Regions from separate parts of the Homo sapiens genome. Here all the other regions are linked to region 4. Evidence: chromatin contacts called from ENCODE Hi-C or POLR2A ChIA-PET data. All regions are on one chromosome and are shown on one strand. Each heading gives the region's core, a stretch centred on a gene start or an enhancer-like site at or near the end of the contact. The rest is flanking DNA. Distances are from core to core; before and after follow the strand shown.

The links. A loop is a pair of places that touch in the nucleus more often than their neighbours do. ChIA-PET counts read pairs that join two places held with the same protein, here RNA polymerase II (POLR2A). Pooled maps may share reads with other maps.
Region 1: a loop to region 4 is called in a map with no recorded cell type, with 7 times the contacts of the local background. The contact joins the promoter of PSME1 here to the promoter of PARP2 in region 4. A Hi-C loop is called at or near these places in 1 of 168 maps with a recorded cell type or tissue (mammary epithelial cell), 1 of 37 single-sample maps with no recorded cell type and 9 of 50 pooled maps. POLR2A ChIA-PET finds 5 or more read pairs at or near these places in 2 of 52 experiments (activated CD4-positive, alpha-beta T cell and endothelial cell of umbilical vein).
Region 2: a loop to region 4 is called in a map with no recorded cell type, with 6 times the contacts of the local background. The contact joins the promoter of THTPA here to the promoter of PARP2 in region 4. A Hi-C loop is called at or near these places in 1 of 37 single-sample maps with no recorded cell type and 7 of 50 pooled maps. POLR2A ChIA-PET finds 5 or more read pairs at or near these places in 1 of 52 experiments (activated T-cell).
Region 3: a map with no recorded cell type shows a loop between it and region 4 (9-fold over the local background). The contact joins the promoter of DHRS1 here to the promoter of PARP2 in region 4. A Hi-C loop is called at or near these places in 1 of 37 single-sample maps with no recorded cell type and 1 of 50 pooled maps. POLR2A ChIA-PET finds 5 or more read pairs at or near these places in 3 of 52 experiments (GM10248, activated T-cell and endothelial cell of umbilical vein).

What each region holds. Positions count from the first base shown.
Region 1 is chr14:24,134,383-24,138,915 of GRCh38, reverse strand. PSME1 (proteasome activator subunit 1) reads right to left here and starts at 2,722. Exons shown (of 11, transcript NM_006263.4): 1 at 2,615-2,722; 2 at 1,899-1,931; 3 at 1,711-1,773; 4 at 1,485-1,595; 5 at 1,351-1,396; 6 at 1,119-1,216; 7 at 799-867; 8 at 653-720; 9 at 517-571; 10 at 356-442; 11 at 1-180. The coding sequence starts at 2,653. The coding sequence ends at 100. RefSeq lists silencers at 2,389-2,678, 2,729-3,148.
Region 2 is chr14:23,553,132-23,557,615 of GRCh38, reverse strand. THTPA (thiamine triphosphatase) reads right to left here and starts at 1,345. Exons shown (of 2, transcript NM_024328.6): 1 at 312-1,345. The coding sequence starts at 858. It also overlaps a transcript of ZFHX2 not described here. RefSeq lists enhancers at 303-352, 1,213-1,472, 1,031-1,965.
Region 3 is chr14:24,296,667-24,301,029 of GRCh38, reverse strand. DHRS1 (dehydrogenase/reductase 1) reads left to right here and starts at 1,250. Exons shown (of 9, transcript NM_001136050.3): 1 at 1,250-1,449; 2 at 1,900-2,073; 3 at 4,149-4,292. The coding sequence starts at 1,924. It overlaps NOP9 (NOP9 nucleolar protein), which reads right to left and starts at 1,180. Exons shown (of 10, transcript NM_174913.3): 1 at 829-1,180; 2 at 173-622. The coding sequence starts at 1,075. RefSeq lists an enhancer at 1,906-2,696.
Region 4 is chr14:20,341,076-20,346,189 of GRCh38, reverse strand. PARP2 (poly(ADP-ribose) polymerase 2) reads right to left here and starts at 2,555. Exons shown (of 16, transcript NM_001042618.2): 1 at 2,503-2,555; 2 at 1,103-1,258; 3 at 726-796. The coding sequence starts at 2,548. It also overlaps RPPH1. RefSeq lists enhancers at 2,473-2,642, 3,573-3,672.

The DNA of each region.
Region 1 (4,533 bases), core at 1,473-3,972, 3.8 Mb before region 4:
AAAAATCTCAACAGAAGCAAGTTTGGGGAAAATCTGGAGTCCCCAGTAAAAAGCAGGAAGGTCTCTGCTGTACTCATCACAGAATGGGAGAGAGGGCTCTCAATAGATCATTCCCTTTGTTTCTCCCCTGGGCTTCTTGAGCTTCTCGAAGTTCTTCAGGATGATGTCATATAACACAGCCTACAGGGCCAGGGAGTAGAGGTCAGTCAGAGGCCTCCAGTGGCTCTGTGCCCCATTTCTAGCCTTGTGGAGAAGCTGAGCTTTGTCACCCTTAACCCCTAGCCTGCAGGGTCAGGGAGTGGGTGGCCTGGGAAAGCTGCCTCTGCCCACCCCTGCCCTGCCCTTGCCTCCTCACATAAGCATTGCGGATCTCCATGACCATCAGCCGGATGTCCCGGTACTCTGCCTCATCCAGCTCGTGCACCAGCTGCCGATAATCACCCTGTGGGAAGCTCGGGTCAGGCCTGACCTTACATGTGTCCTTCCCCCATGCACCCTGACCTGGGCCTCACCTACCACATGGGGCTGCTTGGCTGCTTTAGTCACTGCATCACCACGCTCAGAGAAATACCTGTGGAAGGAGAAGTGTGTATGGAGTAGAAGAAGGAGGTCTCCCAAAACAAAAACAGTGTGCACATGGGTGGTCACTCACTTAGAGATTTGAGTGTGGAAGCCTTCTAGCTTGGTGTGGAGGCTGGTCATCAGCTCAAACACCTTCTCCTAGGGAAAAAAAGCAAGGGGGAAAGTGGAAGGAAGCATGGACTAGAAAAGAGCAGGGAAGTGGGGCAGCGCTCTCACCTGGACAGCCACTCCAAAATTGTTACCATCCTCAATCCGAGGTATCTGCAGCTGCAACCAGGTGGTGACCTGGGAAGAGGGAATGGCATAATGCCACATCAGCCCTCTACCCAATTCCCAGTTTCATATTCTCCCTTGCTTCCCTCCCCACACTGGGTGGAGGCGTGCCGGGTCTATCCTGAGCCCCAGGGCCTGGACTTCTGGTTTCACTTGCTGTGCCCTCTCTTGCTAAAACCTGGCAAGTGCCAGGCCCTAAATGGCAGGGACCAAGAGGACAATGGTTTGACTTGAAGCCTGAGAGTTTAAGGGGGAGGGCTTACCAGGTTGAGCTGCTCAATGACATCCTTGATCTCAGGCTTCAAGCGCTGCAGAAGGACCACGATCTTTTCATTGCAGTTCACTGGGCCACAGGGAGGACCTAGAGAGTGAGCAATGGGTCAGTCACATGATTGAGCCTGTGTGAGGGGCGAAGGGGAGACTGGAAAGAAATCCTTAGGAGGAGCTCCTGTGAGTGGGACTCAAGTCTCTTCCCACCATTGTGGTTTCAAGTACCTTTGTCTTCATCCTCCCCCTTCTTCTTTTCATCCTTGTCTTCCTTCTGCAGAAAGAGAGGAGCTCATGAGAGTCAGGACTAAGGTTGATTACCCCCATAGTTGGATCCCTTCTCCCAGGTCTTCCCAGCTTGCCTCCTGCTGTTTCTTCCGCTCCTCTTTCTCTTTCTCCTTGACTGGATCAGGCACTGGGATGTCCAATGGGGCCTTCAGATTGCTCAAGTTGGCTTCATTGAGAGCTGGCTCCTGGTGTAGGGTGGGAGGAGGGCTGGAGGTGAGGGAGTTCCTCTCACCTCACTCTCACAGCCTCCAGACTCTTCTCTTGGCCTTTACTCCCTAGCTCCCTGCCCAGCCGCGGTACCTTTAAAAATGCATCCAGCTCAGAAATCTTCTTGGGGAAATAGCTCCCGAGCAGGTTCTCTGTCTGTGTGTGAGGTGGGGGTGGAGGAGGATGGGAGTCAGCATCAAATGCCCGTCCTAGGTAGTGAGGCAGGGTTGAGCAGTAGGAGTTGGGCAGGGGTGGGGCCACGCTGATGGGGCATGTCTTACCTTGGTACAGAGGTCTTCACGAAACACATCCACCTGTGGGGCACACGCATCCCTTCAGAAACTTGGCTTTAAGGCCAGTTCATTTGAGGACAGTTCCCTTAGGGTTATGTAGGGCCTGACCTGGGGAAGGGTGGAGGGGATCCCTCTAAGGCCAGACCTGAAGAAAGCGAGATGGATGCCTGTAGGGTGGGTTGGGGTGGTGGAGAAGGTGGATCTCTGCAGACCTGGATCTACGGAAAGTGGAGTGGGTATCCCTGGGGCTGGATATGGGGGATGAGAACATTCCTGGCGGTGAAGGGCCAGTGTTCACGTGAGAACAGATCTCTGGGGTCGCCTGGCAGGTGTGAGGAGGGGTGCTGAGAGTCCTCTGCAAGTAGGACAGGGATGGGGTGGGCCCCGGGACCCTCCCTGAGGGAAAGGCCAGAAGGTAGCTGGGGCAGTCCCGCACCCAGTCTGTGTGTGGCCCCGGCCCCAGGCCAGCGGAGTTCCCCTCCACGCCAGCTCTCCGCTTCACCTCACCCCGCAGAACCACGGCCGCCTCGCCTCTCCCCGCAGGCAGCAGTCGCCGCCCTCCCCGGGGCGCAGGTGCTCCGGGCGCGCCAGCTCGGCCGACTGCCCCCGACTCGCGTGGGAGCCTGGGGGGCGGGTCGGGGATGCCCCCGGCCGCTCCAGCCACGCCTCCCCAGTGGGCCCTTTCTAGACCCCGCGGCGCTCACCTTGGCTTGGGCCTCGGGCTGGACCCTGAGCATGGCCATGACCGGGACGGGGGGCCTAGCGCCGCACAAGGAGTGGAGTGGGCACCGCGAAGGGAAAGCGAAAGCGGTAGGGCGCTCGCACCCAGCTCCGCCTTCCTGGGTAGTGGGGCGGGGAGGGCTGGAGGAGGCGGGGTCGGATGGAGGAGGCGGGGTCAGCCCTGCCATGGAAGGGGCGGTGCCGCAGAGGAGGGCGGCGGGTGAGGCTCCGCCTAGCGCGCACAGGCGCTCTTCACCCACCCTCCCCGCGCCGCCTCGCGAGGGCCAGCTTCCAGGCTCCCCACCTCCGCTGGCCCGGTCCCCGCCTCCCGCCTCCCGCCACCTGCCGCCCGCCGCCTGAGGACGGCGGGTCCGGGTCCTCCCATCGCCAAGCCCAAGCCAGTCTCTCCGCGTCCCAACCTCCACCTCCCGCCTCCCAACTGGCTCCCCACCTGCTCTCTTCTTCCCCTGCTCCGCCTGGGACAGATAAGCTTTACTTAGGGCTCTTCCGTCTTTCCCTAGAGATGGAATAAGACCTGGCCTGTCTTTCCTAGCCTTGCTAGCGTGGGCCTCTGGCTCTGCCGACATCCTGCGCACCTGTAGCAACACCGGCACCAGAGCTGGCAGCATCCCTATCCAAGCCCGGACCAACTCTCTCCTGGACCACGGCTGCAGATGCCATTCTATAACCCACTCTCACGGAGCAGCGGGTTCATGCCTCTCTCTGGCTTAAAACCCTTTCTCAGCTGCCTGTTGACCTTTGAATGAAATCCAAAAGGCTGTCGCACCTGTCTCCCCTTTAAGTCCACTTTCTACTGCTTGCCCCTTCATTCATTACACTTGCAAATATTTGGGCTATTTGTTTCTCAGATGTGTCATGTTCATTTCTGCCTCAGGGCCTTTGCCCTTGCTAATAATCCCTTTGCCTAAAACACCCTTACCCTGGGTGTTGTCATTCGGTTCTCAGTTTAGATGTCACCTCTTCAGAGAGAACTATTTTCATCATCCTTTATAAGGAACCTCCCTCCAAATCTATTACAAATCATCCTGTTTTAGTACATTCATAGCATTTATCTCTCTGATATTAGCCAGGTGTTTTTTTTTTTTTTTCCAGGATAATTTACTGATTTAAACCAGGTTTTGGCAAACGTGTGTGTGTGTGTGTGTGTGTGTGTGTGTGTTGGGGGACGGAGTCTCGCTCTGTCGCCCAGGGTGGAGTGCAGTGGCACCATCTAGGCTCACTGCAACCTCCACCTCCAGGGTTCAAGCGATTCTCCTGCTTCAGCCTACGGAGTAGCTAGGACTACAGGCGCGTCCCACCACGCCCGGCTAATTTTTTGTATTTTTAGTAGAGACGGGGTTTCACCATGTTAGCCAGGATGGACTCGATCTCCTGACCTCGTGATCCGCCCGCCTCGGCCTCCCAAAGTGCTGGGATTGCAGGCATGAGCCACCGCGTCTGGCCAACTTTTTCTATAAAGGGCCAGAGAGTAAATATTTTAGGCTTTATAGGCCTTACAGTGTCTGTCTACTCAACTCTGCCATTGTAGTAGGAAAGCTGCCATATGTAAATGAATTAGTTTGGTGAGATAACATTTTATAGACACTGGAATTTGAATTTCATGTAACTTTCTCCTGTAATAAAATATTCTTATTCTTTTGCTTTTTCAACCATTAAAAAATGTAAAAATGGCCGGGCACAGTGACTCACGCCTCTAATCCCAGCACTTTGGGAGGCCAAGGCAGGCAGATCACTTGAGGTCAGAAGTTCGAGACCAGCCTGGCCAACATGGTGAAACCCTGTGCCTACTAAAAATACAAACACTAGACGGGTGTGGTGGTGGGGGCCTGTAATCCCAGCTACTCGGGAGGCTGAGACAGGAGATCGCTTGAACCTGAGAGGT
Region 2 (4,484 bases), core at 96-2,595, 3.2 Mb before region 4:
TAAAGAGAAAACGAGATTTCACAGAACTGTAAGCAAACTTAGAAAATTGCTAAAACAATTCCCATTACAAAAATAATCCAGGCCAGGCACAGAGGCTCACACCTGTAATCCCAGCACTTTGGAAGGCCGAGGCAGGCAAATTGCTTGAGTCCAGGAGTTCCAGACCAGCCTGGGCAACACGGCAAAACCTTGTCTCTATTAAAAAAAAAATTTTTAATCCGGAGGCCCTCCCCCACTGCATGGTCCAGCAGGTGCCTCCAAAAGAGAAAAGTGGGGAGCAGGAAAAGCACAAAAGGGCCTGTCTCCCTCACCAAGCATGCTGCTGAGCCTGTGGATCTTCTCTAGGGCAGTTGGTACTTCAGCCTCCTCATGCACCAGGGCCTCTACCTCACCCACAGCGTAGCCAAAGTCGGCTGTATCCAAGTCCACCCTGAGCTGTGGCTCCTCTTCATCAGCTCCCAAGAGCACCAGCTTCCAGGCACTCCGCTTAGTCACAAAACTAGCTACTTCCTGCAGCCCCAGTGGGCCCAGCACAGCAGCCACATCTCCAGCCCCCAGGCCGTCAGCCCGCAGCACCTTACAGAGTTGGGCCACAATTGTAGGTTCCGCTGTGAGTTCCTTATACTCCGTGTGGGGTCCTAAGACACCTGCTGCTCCAGGACATTTGAGCTCCCATCCACTATCCTCTCGTCGTCGCAGCCAGTGGTCAGCCTGCATGAGGCTCAGCTCAGGGGTGTCATAGTAGGTGTCTCGGAAGGTGACCCGGTACTCCAGGGTGCCCCCCAACTCCTGCAGCCGCTCCTCTGTGCCAGGCCCTGGAAGGAACTTTCGCTCCACCTCAATCAAGCCCTGGGCCATGCTACCTGCAATTGGCTGAACAAACGTTTGCTGAGTTCCCAAGGATGCAAAGCCTGGTGCTCAGCTCCTGGGGCGTCAACTCAGTACAGAACCCCTCCCTGGAAAAACTTATGAGGGGCACACTGTGTCGCAATAGTCTCTAGGGCTACTGCCCTTTTCTCTCTACCTCGGTGACATTAAGGCCCCGTCGGTGATATTTTAAGGCTCTGACAGTGACAGGTCTCCAGTAAAATCCCTTCCACTGCTGCTGATGTCCTCAATCCAAAGAGACCCCTAGAAAGCAGGCCGGGTAGCGGGTGTCCTTTCAACGCCCCCCTCTCTACACCTTGCCACCCCAGGAGGCTACTGGCTCACGACCCGGGAGGACCTGCCCTTTCCTGCTACACTACCGGCCAGCGGAACTTCAGGTCTCACCTCAAAGCCCGAGAGTCTCCTCGCGGGACCCACAGAGGGGGAAGGGAGCCCACGCCATACACTCGCGAGGAATGCCGGGAGCAGTTCCGGATCCCGGACCTCGGCCCGACCCTCCGCGCGCCCGGCAGGTCCCGGCACCAGCGGCCATATTACGCCCGTTGTGGCGGTGCCGAGAGCAGGCCAGGGCTCGAGACACGCGCTATGTAATGGGAGGCCGCGACCCCCGCGGTGGCCAGGGGAGCGAGGCCGCCCCTTGCATTCTGCTCCTCATTGTTGGCCCCGCACGGCTCCCGGGGGCTGGTACAGGTCTCATGCCTGAGGCTGAGCCAGGCACCCCGAGGCGCGGATGCATGATGGGAGATGTAGTTCCAAAGGGAGACTTTGCCATCTCGCCCCGCCCGTCGCTATGGCGACAGGAAAGCTGCACTTGGTGCCTGCGGTACTCTACCTAAAGCTGAACTGGGGCTACAAGGCGGCGGGGAGAGTCGGGTGCAAGGAGCTCAAGCCCCAGTCCCGTCTCCAACACCCCCCGCCGCACCCCCAACGCAGGCAGATGGGCCTGGAATACAAGCCATTCACACCGTCCAACAGATATCTGCTATAGCAGCCAGCTAAGCGCAGGCCAGTGGCAATGGTGGCGAGGGGGGTTGGGGTGGGGGGAGGGAAGGGGGCGGGGGCAGCGCGTAATAAAGTCCAGTTTAGCTACTCTGGAGTTTTAGAGGGGATCTAATACCTCCTGGCATGAACGTTGAGGGTAAGAGTGGGTGAGAAACTTTCTGTCAGAGAATAAAGTGGTATTTTGGCCAGGAACTAAAGATATGATGGTATTTCAACAGTTGGAGACCTAGATGGAGACAGGAATAGCCTAAGCAAAGGCCCAGAAACTGGAGAGCACCTGGGTGGTACGTAAGGAGAAGACGAGGCTAGAAATGCAGTTGAGGGAAAAGCCTTGAGTGCTAGACTGAGGAGTTTGTCAGAGTTTCCAGCGGTCCCTAAGCAGTTTTTGTCAGGTGTAGAACTACTTATGTTCATTTAGAATACAGAAAGGCCGGTGCGGTTGCTCACACCTGCAATCCCAGCACTTTGGGAAGCCGAGGCAGGTGAATCACCTGAGGTCAGGAGTTCGAGACCAGCCTGGCCAACATGGAGAAACCCCCCCGGCCCGCCGTCTCTACTAAAAATGCAAAAATGAGCCGGGCATGGTGGCGCGTGCTTGTGTTCCCAGCTACTCCAGAGGCTGAGGCATGAGAATTGCTTGAACCTGGGAGGCAGAGGTTGCAGTGAGCTGAGATGGCGCCACTGCACTCCAGCCTGGGCGACAGAACGAGACTCCATCTGTCCCCAAAAAAATAAAATTCAGGAAAACATGGGGGTTGGCCCTTTGAATGCTTTGGGAGACAAAATATTAATAGAGATGATTCCTTCTTACTCCCTCTGAGGACTATGGTTATCTGGAGACTCTAACTATATGTCTGACCTTCCATGTGAGGAAGCTCCCTGAGGAACCGTGGCTCTTAACTCCTGGACTCCTTCCTATGATGGGTGAGAAGTGCCATGTTCTCAACACCTGCCCTCTCACCAGTATGTTTCTGGAAATACATGACCAGTGAGAGGTATTATAGGGAGAAGGACACTGGTTTAAAGACATGGCATTTTGGCCAGGTGTGTTGACTCACACTTGTAATCCTAGCACTTTGGGAGGTCGAGGCAGGAGGATCATTTGAGGCCAGGAGTTTGAGACCAGCCTGGGCAACATAGGAAGACCCTGTTTCTACAAAAAAAAAAAAAAAAAAATTTTAATTAGCCGGGTGTGGTAGTGCATGCCTGTGGTCCCAGCTGCTCAGGAGGTTGAGGCAGCGGGATAGCTTGAGCCCAGGAGGTCAAGGGCAGTGAGCTACGATCCTGCTACTGCCTGCACTCCAGCCTCGGCAACAGAGCAAGACCCTGTGCATAAATAAATAAACAAATGGCATCTTGAACTTGGAGTAGCTTGGGTCAACCTCTGTCCCCACTCCATGTTAAGCACTGTTGGTTAGGGAGAGAAGAAACCCCAGCTCCTAAAGCCTGCTTTTCATCCATCTTTTGCTTTCCGGTTTTGTTAACCTGGGATGAAGACCTAATTTTTCCTTATGTTATAAGATCCAATCCAGTGGGGCAAAAGCAGCAGCTTATTTGAACAGAAAGACCAGTTTCCGGAGCCAGACCTGAGGTCGACTCCCAGCTTCACTTTCTAGATGTTTGGCCTTCCGCAAGCTACTCCACTTTCCTAAGCATCTGCTTTTTTTTTTTTTTTTTTTTTTTTTTTGAGACAGAGTCTCACTCTGGCGTCTCAGCTCACTGCAACCTCTGCCTCCTGGGTTCAAATGATTCTCCCGCCTCAGCCTCCTGAGTAGTTGGGACTACAGGCACGTGCCACCCCACCCTCCTAATTTTTGTTTGTTTGTTTGTTTGAGACGGAGTCTCGCTTTGTCGCCCAGGCTGGAGTGTAGTGGCGCCATCTCGGCTCACTGCAAGCTCCGCCTCCAGGGTTCATGCCATTCTCCTGCCTCAGCCTCCCAAGTAGATGGGACTACAGGTGCCCACCACCATGCCCGGCTAATTTTTTGTAATTTTAGTAGAGATGGGGTTTTACCCTGTTAGTCAGGATGGTCTCGATCTCCTGATCTTGTGATCCACCCGCCTCCACCTCCCAAAGTGCTGGGATTACAGGTGTGAGCCACCACGCCCGGCCTGTTTTTGGTTTTGAGACGGAGTTTCACTCTTGTTGCCCAGGCTGGAGTGCAATGGTGTGATCTTGGCTCACCGCAACCTCTGCCCCCCGGGTTCAAGCGATTCTTCTGCCTCAGCCTCCCGAGTAGCTGGGATTACAGGTGCCCACCACCACGCCCAGCTAATTTTGTATTTTTAGTAGAGACAGGGTTTCACCATGTTGGTCAGGCTGGTCTCGAACTCCTGACCTCAGGTGATCTACCCACCTCAGCCTCCCAAAGTGCTGGGATTACAGGAGTGAGCCACCATGCCCGGCCAGCCTCTGCTTTTTCATTGAGAAAATGTGGCCTGCCTCACAGTTACCTGTGAGGATTCAGTCATAAACTGTCACATAGTATAAACTCAAAATGTTCATTTATCTCTCCTTTTTGTCATGTGAACTTCAGGGTTTTGTTGTGTTGTTTAAGAGAAGTAGGCTATAGCAGTTAGTATGGGCCCTGGAG
Region 3 (4,363 bases), core at 1-2,500, 4.0 Mb before region 4:
CTCCGCACACACTAATCTTTGGCTTGCTAAGCCCTGTTCAGATTAGGACAGGTCAAGCTAATTCTTCCCGGTCAAGCTCCCCCATGAAGACTTACTCTTCTGTTTACTGTCTCATTCTGAACTTTCTAAATTCTTCTTCCCCCTAGGTCCACTTTCCTCTTGTAATACTTACCAGATGATTGGGAACCACGGGGCCTGGCTCTCTCAGACTCCAGAATAGTCCCTCCTAACACCTGAAGCAGAGTTCTGACCACGAAGCTGCCATGTGTGTCTCCACAGTAGACAAGAAAATCATCACACACCTCAGCGGCTAGTCCCAGGACCAGCTCCTCCAGGGTCTCCGTGGGACCATCCTTTCCATCCTCCTCCTCCTCCTCCTCCTCCTCTGCAGCACTCCCCAGCAATCGAGGGAGCTGTAGCAAAGCACTTTGTAATACATGGACCCCGCATCGGTGACAGGCCACAGTGCGCAAGTTAGAGCGCAGAGCAGCCCACACGCGACAAAGCGGTTTCAAGGGACTGAATCCCAACAGTTCCTGCAGCATCTCACTGCCAGTCCTGTTCGTGGACAAAGCTAGGGCCTGAGTCTCTACTTCCTTCATTATATTGTGCACCATCAGATCTGAAAAGGGAAGAAAGACACACTTTGAAGAGACTTAGTAGAGAATACAGTTATGTACCCTCGCTTAACCAAGGGTCGTGGGTCGGAGGCCGAGGAAGAGGACATGGGAAATGAAACTAAGTCCCCACGCCCTGCCGACCCTAGAAAGTTTCCTTGCCTGCCCTGGATTTGATGCTCTTGGTCTAAACCCCGAAGTTGCTGCCTACCTCGTTCTTCCCCAGTCTCGGGAGCCTCTTTCAATGCTGACAGCGCCCGGCGGAAATATCCCAGAGCTTCCGGGCTCAGGTGCGGGTGCGAATCTGGAGCCGGCTCCGAGCGCCCATCCGGAGGCGGCCAGGGTTGCCGCTTACGGCCTGGTAAGGGGCGCCCCGACCCCTTGGCCCCGCGCCCCCGTTTGCCACCAGCTGGGAACCGGCGCCCCACCTTGTGTGGAGAGCGCGGACCCTGCCCCATGTGTGCTTCGCGACCTGTCCGGCTGCAAAAGCTTCCTTAACTGCGGACGGACCTTCGACGTCGCCAAGCGTGCGCCTTATCCAGACAAAGTTTAGAAACGCGGGCGCGCTCCTGACGCAGCTACTACGTCATAGTTCCGCGCCGCCCCAGCCGGGCGGGGTGGGTGTGTCACCCAGATCGCTCCGCCCCCATCCGCAGGTTCTAACTTTGGCCTGGGACTCTGCCCCTCTACCTCAGCACAGAATCGCCCCGGGTCCTACTACAGAATCAATCCTTGAACACTGCCTCCACGTCGCCGGCTCAATCTGGGCGAGAACCCAGACTTCCACCGCAGCCCCGCAATCTGCAGACCTCAGCGGCAGCGCAGGTGGCAGGTAAGCGGCGCACGCTCGTCCCACTTAGGGCTTAGGATCTCCAGGCTTCGCGCTCATCCCCGGCCCGGAAGCTGCGCCTCTGGCTCAGCCGGACTGGGTCAGGCCAGGGACCGGAGCTTCAGATAGCCCAGGACTCTGCGTGGACGCGCCCCGAGGGGCTGCCGCGCCAGATTCCCATATCCAGGCAGCCACACTCAGAGGGTTGTAGTAGTTGTCCACCTCTGGACAGTCCCACTCAGCCCCTTCTTCACTCTCTGGGCCTCCCAAAAGACAGTCAGCCTTGTCCTCAGGCCCGCACCCAGTTGTCAGCCTCTGACTCCTCTCCCCTCAAAGGATTCTTACCTTGGCTCCTCCTCTTAGCCCTAGTGAGGTTCTCCCCTACCCCCCAACCTCGCCCCAACACACACACAGTCTCCAGGCTTCCCTCAGAGTAAGTCTTTGCTTCCACAGACCTGCCTCCTTTGCCTGTGAGTCATGGCAGCTCCCATGAATGGCCAAGTGTGTGTGGTGACTGGTGCCTCCAGGGGTATTGGCCGTGGCATTGCCTTGCAGCTCTGCAAAGCAGGCGCCACAGTTTACATCACTGGCCGCCATCTGGACACCCTTCGCGTTGTTGCTCAGGAGGTGAGTGCTTCCTCTGGGACCACAGTTGCAGAAACCACCCGAGAGAGCCCTTCCACTTAACAGCTCCTTTCCTAATCCCTTACCTGAAACTATAATACTACTCAACAAGATGTGAATATTTATTCAAAGTGGAAATTAAAAACCCCGTAAATAACTTCAGGTAAGGTAGAATTTTGCCGCCAAGTGAGTTTTATGAAAAAACTTTGTGTTTGAGCCAGGCATGGTGGCACGTTCCTGCAGTCCCAGCAGCTACTCCGGAGGCTGAGGCAGGAGGATCGCTTGAGCCTAGGAGTTGAGCCATGATCACACCACTGCACTCCAGTCTAGACGACACAGCGAGACACTGTATTAAAAAAAAGAAAAGAAAGAAAAGTAAAAAACTTTTTGTTTGAGAGCAGAGATTTTGGAATTGCAACTAAAGGGTTGTGGACCTGTGCTTTCCTCTATTTCAGGCAAGACTTTATTGAACTGCACATTTTTTACTTATTTACTAGACTTCAGTTAAATAAATATTTGAGTATCCATGATTTGCTAGGCATTGGTAAACCACTGAAGTTACCAAGACTAATAAAATCTAATTTCTGCTCTTCAAAGATTCAGTCCATGGTGGAGTACAGTGGCTCATGCCTGTAGTCCCAGCACTTTGGGTGGCCAAGGCAGCAAGATCACTTGAGGCCAGCAGTTGGAGACCAGTCTGGGCAACATAGCTAGACCCAGTCTCTACAAAAAATATTTTTTAAATAATTAGCTAGGCACAGTGGCCTGCACCTGTAGTACCATCTACTTGGGAGGCTGAGGCAGGAGGATCGTTTGAGCCCAGGAGTTCGAGGTTGCAGTGAGCTATGATTGCACCACTGCACTCCAGCCTGGTGACAGTGAGACCCTGTCTCTAAAAAAAAAAATTTTAATTAAAAATGAAGATAGATTCCAACAGGAAGTCAGGTACAGAAAGCAGTCACTTCAATGTAATGTGAATATGGTAAATTATAAGAGGGAGATATGCACAGAATACTCTAGGGGTGTTGGGGAGCATCCAGATGACATAGGAGAGTGGCTAGGGAAAGTGGTTTGGGAAAGCGTCCTGGAGGAGGTAGGTGGTTCTTGAACTGAGTTTTGAAAGGTAAGAATTAGGTAAAGGAAGTTAGGAAAAGCATTCCAGCAGAGGGAGCTCCATAAGCATAGGGACGCTGTGTGAAAGAGTAGATGTGTGAGATAATGCAAGGGAAGAGTAGTGAGTGAGAGGCTGGAGAGGAAAGAGTGGGTCTTGGAAGACCCTAATAGAGAACTCAGGCTTCATCCTCTAAGAGATGGAGATCCAGTTAGGAGATTTTGAACAGGGTTTGTGTTTTAGATAGGTCGTACTGGCTGGATTATGAAGAATTAATTTAAGGCAGACAGACTGGAGGTCAGGTGAGTCGTTGGGAGGCATTGCAGTAGTTCAGGCAAGGAGGGTAATAGGCGGGGACCCAGAGCATAAATTTGGAGAATAGGAGGATTGTTCTTAGATAAAGGACTCTTCTTCCTCTGAAGTTGGAGGTTTGTGGGCATTTGTAGAGAGTGAGACAGAACAGGAAGTAGAAATCATTCATGGCTGATAGCTTTGGTTTTTTCAATTACCAACCAGGAGCATTGGTGGAGTGAGGGTAAGACAACTGGGACTGAGTAGAGGTTTTAGGTGAGTAGTGTAGGGTGGGAGCTAAGGGCATGAGAGATGGAAATGACCACAACAAGGAAAAGGATGCTTACTCATTTCTCAAGAGCAGACTCCATGCCTCACTTGTTCTTACCCTCTACTTGCAAAGTACAATGCTGTGCACATGGTGGGCCTCAGTAAATGTTTGTAGATTATTAAAACTTACATTGCAATTCACCTTGCTCTGTGGTGGGGAGGCCTATCATTCCTGAAACTACTCAAACAGACACCAGAGGGCAGCGTTGCCTGCCATGTTGCCTCTGCAGCAGGCTCTCCTAGGATTGATTGTCTTCTCAGTTCTCAAGCCCACTTTGGTTGGGGAGTTTTGTCATGACTCACACCCATGTGTGAATGTGAGCTCATATCCCCTGTCCTACTCCAGGCACAATCCCTCGGGGGCCAATGTGTGCCTGTGGTGTGCGATTCAAGCCAGGAGAGTGAAGTGCGAAGCCTGTTTGAGCAAGTGGATCGGGAACAGCAAGGGCGTCTAGATGTGCTGGTCAACAATGCTTATGCAGGGGTCCAGGTACCCTTTGAACTTTGTTCCCAACTCCACATTTCTGACCTCCCCCTCAGACCCCTGCATCTTCATCCCCA
Region 4 (5,114 bases), core at 1,306-3,805:
CATTTTCTGGTTTAAAAAGAGAATGAGGTGTAGAAGGCTGATGGCAACCACAAAAGGTACGCATGTGATATAGTTTGTATATTTGTCTCCTTCCAAATCTCATGCTGAATTGTAATCCTCAGTACTGGAGGTGGGGCCTGGTGGGAAGTGATTCAATCATGGAAGTGGATTTCTCATGAATGGTTTAGCACCACTGTCTTGCTGCTGTCCTCTTGATAGTGAGTGAATTCACACAAGATTTGGTAGTTTAAAAGCGTGTGACACCTCCCCATTCTCTCTTTCTCTCTCTGTGACACCTTCTCCAATCTCTCTCTCTCCCTTTCTCTCTGTCTCTCTCTCTCTCCCCTGCTTTTGCCATGTGACGTGCCTATTCCCGCTTCACCTTCTGCCATGAGTAAAAGTTTCCTAAGGTCTCCTGAGGAGCAGATACTGCTATGCTTCCTGTACAGCCTCTAGGAACCTCTTTTCTTATAAAATACCTAGTCTCAGGTATTTCTTTACAGCAATGCAAGAATGGTCTAACACACCATGTTAAAAAACACCCTGATTATTAACCCCAAGCCCTACCACTCCTATCTCTTGCCATTAGAGAAAACTACTCACTCATCATATTTTGGAGAGGATTCCTAAAATGAGTACTAACAGCATCCCAGACAGGAGTCCTTATAACAAAGGATGCTCTCTGAGATATCCATGGACTGAAGATCGGTTCCAGAGTCTCTTACCTTCCCCACCTTGGCTGTACACTCTGGGTCCACAGGAGCTTTGCCCTTTAACAGCAAGGCCTTCACAGATTCTGAGGAAAGACAGATAGGTACTACTTTATGGGAATCAAAAACAGCTGTTGTGGTAAAACAGAAACTTGTCAGGATTAACTTTGCCCGCCCAACCAATCCTGGTCTTTCCTTAGACCCCAATCCATCTCAAATACATGAAAATGAAGATTCAAGGCAGTAGATTAGTGCTGTGGTATGCCCAAAGGATAGAGAAATTAATTATTCCCTGAAAGAAGGACGAAATAGGAGTTGAAATAACAAGATATCATCCCCAGATCCACTCCTACCAGAGACCCTTTTGCTGGCCCATGACCTTCCTGGCATACCATCTTGCTTGTCTTCTGTCCTGTCCTTATTAGCTTTTCCTCCAGCCACAGGCATCTTTTTCGACTCCTGTCTCTGGCATCTACGAGTTTTCTTGGCAGGGGAAGAGTCTTCTGGAGCCGTGTTGCCATTATTAACTCTTTTGCTTTCATTTAATGCTACAGAATTTGGAAATTAGCAAAGAATGAGTACACACCCGAATACGTGTAGATTTTAAAGATTGAAAAAAATCTTTTAAAGAAATGGTTTAAGATAATTTTCTCTCTTTTTTTGTTTTGAGGTGGAGTCTCACTCTCTCGCCCAGGCTGGACTGCAGTGGTGCGATCTTGGCTCACTGCAACCTCCGCCTCCTGGGTTCAAGTGATTCTCGTGCCTCAGCCTCCTGAGTAGCTGGGATTACAGGCGTGCACCACCATGCCCAGTTAATTTTTGTATTTTTAGTAGAGACAGGGTTTCACCATGTTGGCCAGGCTGGTCTCGAACTCGTGACCTCAAGTGATCTGCCCTCCTCGGCCTCCCAAGGGATTACAGGCGTGAGCCACCTCACCCCGCCGGTTTAAGATAATTTTCTAAGTTTACAGAGGCAATAACAACTGTCCCACACTACTTTTGTGTAACAGTCTGTGTAATTCTTCCTAAATTGCTATTCTAGCCAAATGAAATAAAACAAAATAAAAGGGAGTCCCAGGAGTCTTGTAAGCTCATAGATTGAGGCCTGCTTATCTGTTTTACTTGTGTCCCAATGTCCCCCAAATACCCACCTCATACATGAGGCCGTATGGGATAAAGGTTAGTTAAGTGCTCAAGGGTCTGTGCCTAATTTAGAGCCTAGCTCTGCTGCTTTTCTCTGTGGAAACTTGGAGAAGTATTTGATCTCTTCCTACTTCACTTACTCCAATATTAGAATATTGTACAATACTGTACTTCTAGAGAAGTACAATAGAACCTAATTTATAGGGTGCACCTATGCATTTAAGAACATTATACACATAATACCGTATCTCAATAGGTCTAAGACTCGCATTTTACTCTCTGGAACTGGGATGCATCTTACAATGGATGACATAAGCAGTGAATCACAGTTCACCATTTTCAGTGCTTATCCTTTGTTGTGTATAAAATAATGGTGTGCCTTACAATTACTTTTTGTAAATTGGATGACATTAGGTATTAACAACAGTACTGGCACATTAGTTGTTACAGCTCCGCAAGGCTTTATGCACAATTATGTAATCCCCAAAGCTCTGAAAACCGAAATTTACAAAATTTAGCACCCCAACTGGTTTGGTAGCCAAGTGCAGGTTATAGGGAGCTGGAAGGGGAAGGGGGTCACAGTAGGTGGCATCGTTCCTTTCTGACTGCCCGCCCCCCGCATGCCGTCCCGCGATATTGAGCTCCGAACCTCTCGCCCTGCCGCCGCCGGTGCTCCGTCGCCGCCGCGCCGCCATGGAATTCGAACGCTGACGTCATCAACCCGCTCCAAGGAATCGCGGGCCCAGTGTCACTAGGCGGGAACACCCAGCGCGCGTGCGCCCTGGCAGGAAGATGGCTGTGAGGGACAGGGGAGTGGCGCCCTGCAATATTTGCATGTCGCTATGTGTTCTGGGAAATCACCATAAACGTGAAATGTCTTTGGATTTGGGAATCTTATAAGTTCTGTATGAGACCACTTTTTCCCATAGGGCGGAGGGAAGCTCATCAGTGGGGCCACGAGCTGAGTGCGTCCTGTCACTCCACTCCCATGTCCCTTGGGAAGGTCTGAGACTAGGGCCAGAGGCGGCCCTAACAGGGCTCTCCCTGAGCTTCGGGGAGGTGAGTTCCCAGAGAACGGGGCTCCGCGCGAGGTCAGACTGGGCAGGAGATGCCGTGGACCCCGCCCTTCGGGGAGGGGCCCGGCGGATGCCTCCTTTGCCGGAGCTTGGAACAGACTCACGGCCAGCGAAGTGAGTTCAATGGCTGAGGTGAGGTACCCCGCAGGGGACCTCATAACCCAATTCAGACTACTCTCCTCCGCCCATTTTTGGAAAAAAAAAAAAAAAAAAAAAACAAAACGAAACCGGGCCGGGCGCGGTGGTTCACGCCTATAATCCCAGCACTTTGGGAGGCCGAGGCGGGCGGATCACAAGGTCAGGAGGTCGAGACCATCCAGGCTAACACGGTGAAACCCCCCCCCATCTCTACTAAAAAAAAAAAATACAAAAAATTAGCCATTAGCCGGGCGTGGTGGCGGGCGCCTATAATCCCAGCTACTTGGGAGGCTGAAGCAGAATGGCGTGAACCCGGGAGGCGGAGCTTGCAGTGAGCCGAGATCGCGCCACTGCATTCCAGCCTGGGCGACAGAGCGAGTCTCAAAAAAAAAAAAACCGAGTGGAATGTGAAAAGCTCCGTGAAACTGCAGAAACCCTTTGGGAACAGAGGGAACCATGGGGCAGGAAGCCCACGAAAATTCTAATTGGTCTTCTGGTTCTTGGTGACATCAGGTGAGGGGCGCCCAAATGTTTGGCTTCATGAGAATCACCGAGTATGGGGACTGCATACTTAAGCAAATTCCCCACCCCAGACCCTCCGATTCAATAAGCCTGTATTAACAAAATCACTGGGTAATCCTGGTTTTGGCACTAATATCATTTAGAAACATATTGTTAGGATAGCATAGTATCTGTTATAGAGCAACCTGAGCAAAATAGCGAAACCTCGTCTCTATTACAAAAAAAAAAAAAAAAAAAGTGAAAAATTAGCCAGGCGTGGTCGCGGGCGCCTGTAATCCCAGCTACTTGGGAGGCTGAGGCACGAGAGTCGCTTGAACCCGGGAGGCGGAGGTTGCAGTGAGCCGAGATCCCGCCACTGAACTCCAGCCTGGGTGACAGAGTGAGACTCCGTCTGAAAAAAACAAAGAAAAAAAAATTGATACATTTTAATTTTTGTTCATCAAAAGATGTAAAGTTTAGAAAGAAAAAACCCAAAATCTCATTATTTGCATGTAATTTGATTATGAATATTTTAAAAGCTAGAAGAAACTACAGGATAAAAATTTTACCTTAATACAAAGCCTAGCAAGACTGATAGAAAATAGCGTGTGAAAATAAATTCCATGCTTATAAAAGAGCTTCAAACAACTATAAATAAAATTTTTGGATAAGGTAGCATTTACAATAACACCAAAGCATATCAAGTAGTTGGAAATAAATCTAACAAAATGTAAGTGCTCAATAAATGTTGTTGGATAGGATTGCTTAACCTGTTTCAGCGGTACAAAGCCTGTTACATCTGACTTAATTATGACACAAATAAATTAGACTAGGTCTAAAAGGAAATACTTTGGAGATAGGAAAAATATAAGCCTTTATGAAATGAAAATTTATTAAAAATAGCTAATACTTAGTAGAACTTTCTTGTGTACTAGAGGCTGAGCTAATGCTTTACATGCATAACCTCATTTAATCTTCATAAGAATAATAGCCAGAATTTATTTAGTTCTTACTATGCTATGAGCTTTACATACATTATTTAATTCTCACAACAACCTCATGAGGCATATGTTATTATCTCCATTTATAGTTGAGGAAACTGAGCTTTAGAAAAATTTAATTTATTCAAGATCACACAGTGTATTGCTAGGGCTGCTATAACTACATACATTGTCGTAATTCTGGCGGCTAGAGGCCCAAGGTAAAGGTCTTGACATGGCTGATTTCTTCTAAGGCCTGCCTCCCTCTCTCCTTGGCTTGTAGATGGATGCTGTCTTTCCTCTCTGTGCATCTATGTCCTAATCTCCTTTATTTTATTTATTTATTTATTTTTTGAGACAGAGTCTTGCTCTGTTGCCCAGGCTGGAGTGCAGTGGCAAGATCTCGGCTCACTGCAACCTCCACCTCCCAGGTTCTTGAGCGATTCTCCTGCCTCAGTCCCCTGAGTAGCTGGGACTATAGGCGTGGGCTACCACACCTGGCTAATTTTTGTATTTTTATTAGAGACAGGGTTTCACCATGTTGGCCAGGCTGGTCTCAAACTCCT